Regions from separate parts of the Homo sapiens genome. Here region 2 is linked to region 1. The links are chromatin loops, found by intact Hi-C in ENCODE. Cell type or tissue: Caco-2. All regions are shown on one strand. Each heading gives the region's core, and the rest is flanking DNA. Links, peaks and the distances in the headings are about the cores only. Region 1 has its middle 50 kb from the start of PTPN1. Region 2 overlaps PELATON (plaque enriched lncRNA in atherosclerotic and inflammatory bowel macrophage regulation).

Region 1 (2,910 bases), core at 191-2,690:
AAAAAATACGTTCAAAGACTGTTTATATTTCTTTTCTGGTGGCAAAGCATTCAAATTGTTAGTCTATTTTTCTCTTGGATAATTGTCTTTTTGTTGATCTGCTAGGGATTTTTATATACTAAGAAAATGAGGTATTTGTTTCTCATACATGTTATGAAAGTACATATTTTTAAAATATAGATATATCAGGCCGGGTGCAGTGGCTCACACCTGTAATCCAAGTACTTTAGGAGGCCAAGGTTGGAGGATCACTTGAGTCCAGGAGTTTGAAACCAGTCTGGGCAACATGGTAAAACCCTGTCTCTACTAAATATGATGGCAGGTGCCTGTAGTCCCAACTACTTGGAAGGTTGAGGTGGGAGGATTGCTTGAGCTTAGGAGGTGGAGGCTGCAGTGAGTCGTGTTCACTCCAGGCTGGTTAACAACCAAGATTCTCTCTCTCTCTCTGCGCGCGCGCGCGCACACACACACACACACACACACACACACACACACACACACACACACAGATAGAGTGTTTGTATACAATGTTTCTGAGGCCTGTGGTCATTTGATAATATATTGTGCATCCTTTCCCATATCTGTATTTCTTTGCAGCAAAATTATTTGTTGATAGTCAGTGAAAAAAATCACTCTGAGTACACTGGAAATTCATCAAACACAAGTGGCTATGAATTGCTATGAACACAGCAATAACAAGTATCCGAGAGGAGGCTTGTGAAGCATCTCGTATGTTTCATCTGTTTATGCACTTAATTTAATCCTAAGCATCTCGTATGTTTCATCTGTTTATGCACTTAATTTAATCCTAAGCATCTCGTATGTTTCATCTGTTTATGCACTTAATTTAATCCTCCCAACGAAACTGTGACATAAATAACATCATCCCCATTCCAGATGAGGAAACTGAGGCCCAGGAGAGTCATGGGATGTGTCCAAGGCCTCCCAGATGGTCAGTGGAAGATCTGAGATTCAAACCTATGTCAATTTGTCTTTGAAACATTGGCTACCGCCTTCCATGACCTTAAATTCCCACATTCCCAACTAGTCTGGATTAAACACCCGGAAGGTACGTCCTCATCCTCCCCTCCCACCACCCTGGGCTGGGAAGAGTCATGTAGTTTAGGGCTGGGCCACCAGGAGGCGCTAGGGACAGACACATTTCTTGCCTGTTGTATGGGGCTGGGAGCAGGCTGGGGCCAGGCACCCTGGGACGGGGCACTACTTGGGGCCTGATGATCCTGAGGGCTGAGGTGGCTCAGGCCAGAGGGAATGGCTCCTGCCACGTCTAGAGGGAATCACCTCTGGCAGCCTTCAGGGACTCCTAGATATCTGGCCATAGCTCAGCCCCTCTGGGGACTTGGACTCCTGTAGATCCGGGTTCCTCAGCCTCAGCACGTAGTACACGGGGCGGAGTACACGGGGCAGCAGAATCTTTTGCTGATCTGTCCTGAGCCTTGCAGGCTGTTCACAGTCTCCCTGGCCTCTACCCATAAGATGTTGGTAGCCCCTCCCCACCCAAGTTGTGACAACCCCAGATGTCTCTAGACATTGCCAAATGTCCCCTGGGGGGCACAGTTGACCTTGGTTGAGAACCGCTGCTGTGGACGCTCAGGGTAGGCAGATCACACACATGACGGGAGCCAGCCCTGTGTAAGATAATAGCAGCTCACACCTAGAGAGCCCCACGGAGAGAAAATCATTGACACTCTATGAGGTGGGGACTGACACCACCTCTGCTTTACACATGAGGAAACTGAGGCCAGAAACGTTCAGTGACTTGCACGAGGCCACACAGCCGGTATGTAGCACAGCCGGGGGTTGAACCCAGGCCATCAGGCTCTAGCATCTGTGCCCCTAACCACTCAGGCAAGATGCATTGCTGGTCCATCGAATCCACAGGAGTGTTCTCCATGGCCACAAAGAAATACTTCTCTCCCAATTTCCTCTTTACCTAAGTTCATTTTCCACTTTTGACCAAGAGCCACCTGTAAGAGATTTTTCATTTTCCTTGTAATGGTACTGAGAAAAACACCAGCCCAAACTGCCATGATAAATGGCAGTGGACACAACCCCAATAGCAGGACTGCATTGTGGAGCAGTGGGGACCGTGAGCACTCAGAGGCTCAGCCCCGTCAGTCCTGGTATATTATTTCCTGGTATGGGTGCCGGCCCAATTTTGCAGGAGAAATCAGAAATCTAGATTTTTAATGTGAAATTTCCTAATTTTAAAATAATGACAATTCAAAAAATTAAAAACCCTGTGAAGATCAAACAAAATATGTCTGCAGCCCAATTTACCCTGATAACTGCCAGTTTGCAATCTTTCCAAAGGGCACATTCAATGTCCAGGAACAAACCCTGAAAGGTGAAACCCTCTTAGTGCCCTCTGCCTTTCATCATTATTTATTTAGTTAGTTCTTTTTGTATTCAGTCACCCATTTATTTTATGCATGCATTCCACCCACCCAGTCATCCACTAATTCATTAATTTGCCCATCTGTTCATTCATCCCTCCATCCATCATCCATCCTTCACCCACCCAACCATCCATCCATTCATCCATCCACCCATCTATCTGTTCATCCATCTCTCCAGCCATCATCTATCTCTCATCCATCCATCCATCCATCCTTCCTTCCATCCATCCATCCATCCTTCCATCCATCTGTTCATCCTTCCATCCATCCACCGACCCATCCATTCATCCACCCATCCATCCATTCATCCATCCCTCCATCCATCATCCATCTCTCACCCATCCATCCATCCTTCCATCCACCCACCCATCCATCCATTCATCCATCCCTCCACTCATTATCCATCTCTCACCCATCCATCCATCCATCCATCCTTCCATCCATCCATCCACCCATTTATCATCCACTCACCCATTCATCCATCCATCCA
Region 2 (2,910 bases), core at 256-2,755, 180 kb after region 1:
CATGGTCCTGGGCTGGAATCCCAGCCCAGATGCTGACCTCTGTGTGACATCAGACAGGTGACTCTCCCTCTCTGGGCTCAGTCTCTCCATCTGTGAAATGAGAACGCCAACCAGGGCAGTTTTATTGGCTGCTTGATGAGAGGGGGGCCTGGGCCTGACACCAACAAGCACCTAAGAGCCCTGGGCTGGGGGCAGGAGGTGAGCTCAGGGCTCCTCTCCCCGGAGAGGTCACTATTCATTTATTGGTTCTTTTAAGAAACATTTATTAAGCACCGACTGTGTGCCAGGCATTGCACTAGGTGCATAAGGTAGACAAAAGTCCCTGTCCTGAAGGAGCTAATGTTCTACTGGGGAGATAGGCAAGAACCAACAAGCAAATTCATACGAAATGTGCCAGGTGGAGAGAAGGCAACCAGTGGGGTAGTGGGGGTCGATAAATCCAGGCAAGTTGAGGGGAGGAAGTAAGGGTGTAGGGTGTAGGGTGGCCAGTGCAGGGAAGCTCCTTCGAATTCTTGTCATTTCTCCAGAGGCCATGACAGTTTTTATATTTAAGCCAGCTGCTGATGGTGGGGGACTCATTATCGATGCTCCCTGAGTTTCCGGCTCCCTGCAGGGCACTCTCATCAATTTCATCACATTGAATCTCCTCTGCAACCCCAGAAGACAGGTACTCATTTTCATTTTTATTTATTATTAGTATTGTTATTTTTAGAGATGGGGCCTCAATCTATCACCCAGGCTGATGTGCAGGGGCATAATCATAGCTCACTGCAGCCTCAAACTCCTGGGCTCAAGCAATCCTCCCGCCTCAGCCTCTAGAATAGCTGGGACTACAGGCACACACCACCACACCCGGCTAATTTTTTTAGAATTTTGTAGAGACAGGGGTCTCACTATGTTGCCCAGGGCTGATCTCAAACTCCTGGTCTCAAGCAATTCTCTCGCCTCGGCTTCCCAAAGCGCTGGGGTTACAGGCATGAGTCACCACACATGGCCAGAGACAGGTACTCTTATTGTCCCCATTTCCCAGATGAAGAAACTGAGACCCAGAGAGATGAAGTGACTTGCCCAAGGTCACATTGCTGGAAAGGGGCAGAGCCAGGATTCAAATGGGGCCAAACAGGGATATAATCCAAGGTGAGATGGGCCGATACGATACCAGGGCAGGGGCTTGAAGGGGAGACAATCAAGCAGGGAACAGGGCTTATGCCAGAGCCCTCAGCAGCCAACAGGTTAAGGGCCCGGGAATCTGGGTCTCTGGCCCCAGATAGGGTGACAGCCACACCCAGGCTCAGCCTCTGGCCCGCGCCGCCTGCTGGGAACACACAGTCCTCAGGACTAAGAGGCTCAAAATAGAAAGTGCAGGACCTGGGTCGAAGCCTGGAATGCCCCAGGCAGGCAGACCATGACTCCTGGAAGGGCCCAAGGCTGCAGGGCTGGGGCTGGCGGGGCGAGAGTCACTGGTATCCACTTGTTAGAGCCTGCGTCTCATCTTTGTTATTCTCCTGATGCAGTTTCCAAGACGCCAACTCCAGGATGTGACCAACCCGGGCTCCTCTCCTGGCCTAATCTCAGACCAGCTGTGTGGCCTTGGGCTGGTCACCTACCCCAGAGGACCTCAGTGTCCTTATCTGCCATCGGCTCATAGAGTTGTTCATTCAGGCAGTCAGCCAATGTGTGTCGAGCACTTACCATCTGCCAGGCACTGGGATGGCACTGGGGGCACACAGAGAACACAACAGACAAAAATCCCTGCCCTCATGACTAGGTAGAAAGACCCTACCTTGCTCAGAAGGAAGTCGGGGGGGTGGTCAGGGATGGCTTCCCATGTGGGCACCCGAAGGAGTTGTGGGAGGGAGCCCTGTGGATGCCTAGGAGAAGTGTTCCAGGCAGAGGAAACAGCCAGTGCAAAGGGCCCGGGGCAGTGTGGGCCTCAGGCTGTTTCAGGAGCAAGGAGGAAGCCAGCATGGCTGGAGGGTGAGTGAGGAGGAAGGCTGGGAGAGGAGACAGAGGGAGGTCAGAGAGGAGGCCCCGAGAGCCAAGGAAGGAATCCGAGGGTTTATTCTCCAAGCAACAGAGATCCCTTAGAGAGGACTTTGCTGTGGACTGATGTGGGCTGGCCCACAGTTTTAATAGCTCCCTCTGGCTGAGTGTGGAGAGGGGATTTCTGGAAGACCAGGGAAGAGACTTCTGTGCCAGCAGAGATGAGCAGCAGTGGTGGCAGTGGAGGCAGAAGGAAGGGCTTGGGTCGGGGGTCTGTTTGCAGGAGCTGCTGGGAGGACCTGCCGAGGGAGAGAAGGGAAGAGGGCATGGGTGGGGGTTGAACAGAGACCCCCTCCACCCTCCAGGCCTCAAGGAGCCCCACAGGAAGTGGGTGGTCAGGCGGCCCAGCTGGGAAGGCTGACTGGTTTGTCCAGCCTGAAGCCCACGACCCTCTCCCCACCCTCTGCCCATGGCAGCCCAGGGCTAGAAATGTACCTGGAATGTCAGCCATGAAGCCCGGCCAGACAGTGCCCATGGGACCTGCTGGGGGCCAGGTGAGCACCCTGGCCACAGCCCTGCCTACAAGGGTAATCTCTCGGACCCATTGACCAGGGTAAGTGGTAATTACAGGCCCTGGAGCAGAGAGGGTGGTGACCTCCAGCCAAGACACGCAGGGACTGCGATTCGCACGCAGGACCCCTAACGAGGCACACCCTCTTTGTTGCTGAACAGGCAACAAACTGCCCCAGAGACCAGGGCGTGTCAGCAGAAAGAGCACTGGGCTATGAGTCTGAGACCCCCAGGGCCTTCTCTGAACCTTAGCCCCCTCATCTGCCAAAGAAATACTTATCCATGCACGCACGCTTGCATTGCTTCCCAAGTGTTTACTGGGCACTTGTCCTGGACAGGCGCTGTGCTGGGGGCTGG

The links. A loop is a pair of places that touch in the nucleus more often than their neighbours do. Peaks named below come from ENCODE experiments on the same cell type or tissue, not always from the same donor. Only the 100,000 strongest peaks of a DNase experiment are listed, where the experiment ranks them.
Region 2: a loop joins it to region 1, with 3 times the contacts of the local background. A loop is called at or near these places in 29 of 110 quality-filtered maps.

Annotation. Positions count from the first base shown.
Region 1 is chr20:50,459,165-50,462,074 of GRCh38, reverse strand. No RefSeq gene overlaps it. Among named protein-coding and RNA genes, the nearest start is that of PTPN1, 50 kb to the left of the region's middle. RefSeq lists a silencer at 1,053-1,172 and an enhancer at 1,384-1,884. In Caco-2, for the core only: a CTCF peak has its summit at 1,139 (motif pointing right); a DNase peak (open chromatin) is centred at 1,164.
Region 2 is chr20:50,277,549-50,280,458 of GRCh38, reverse strand. It overlaps PELATON (plaque enriched lncRNA in atherosclerotic and inflammatory bowel macrophage regulation), which reads right to left. Exons shown (of 4, transcript NR_170992.1): 3 at 2,846-2,910; 4 at 671-2,282. Among named protein-coding and RNA genes, the nearest start is that of PELATON, 12 kb to the right of the region's middle. RefSeq lists enhancers at 1,153-1,447, 2,450-2,910. In Caco-2, for the core only: a CTCF peak has its summit at 1,307 (motif pointing left); a DNase peak (open chromatin) is centred at 1,338.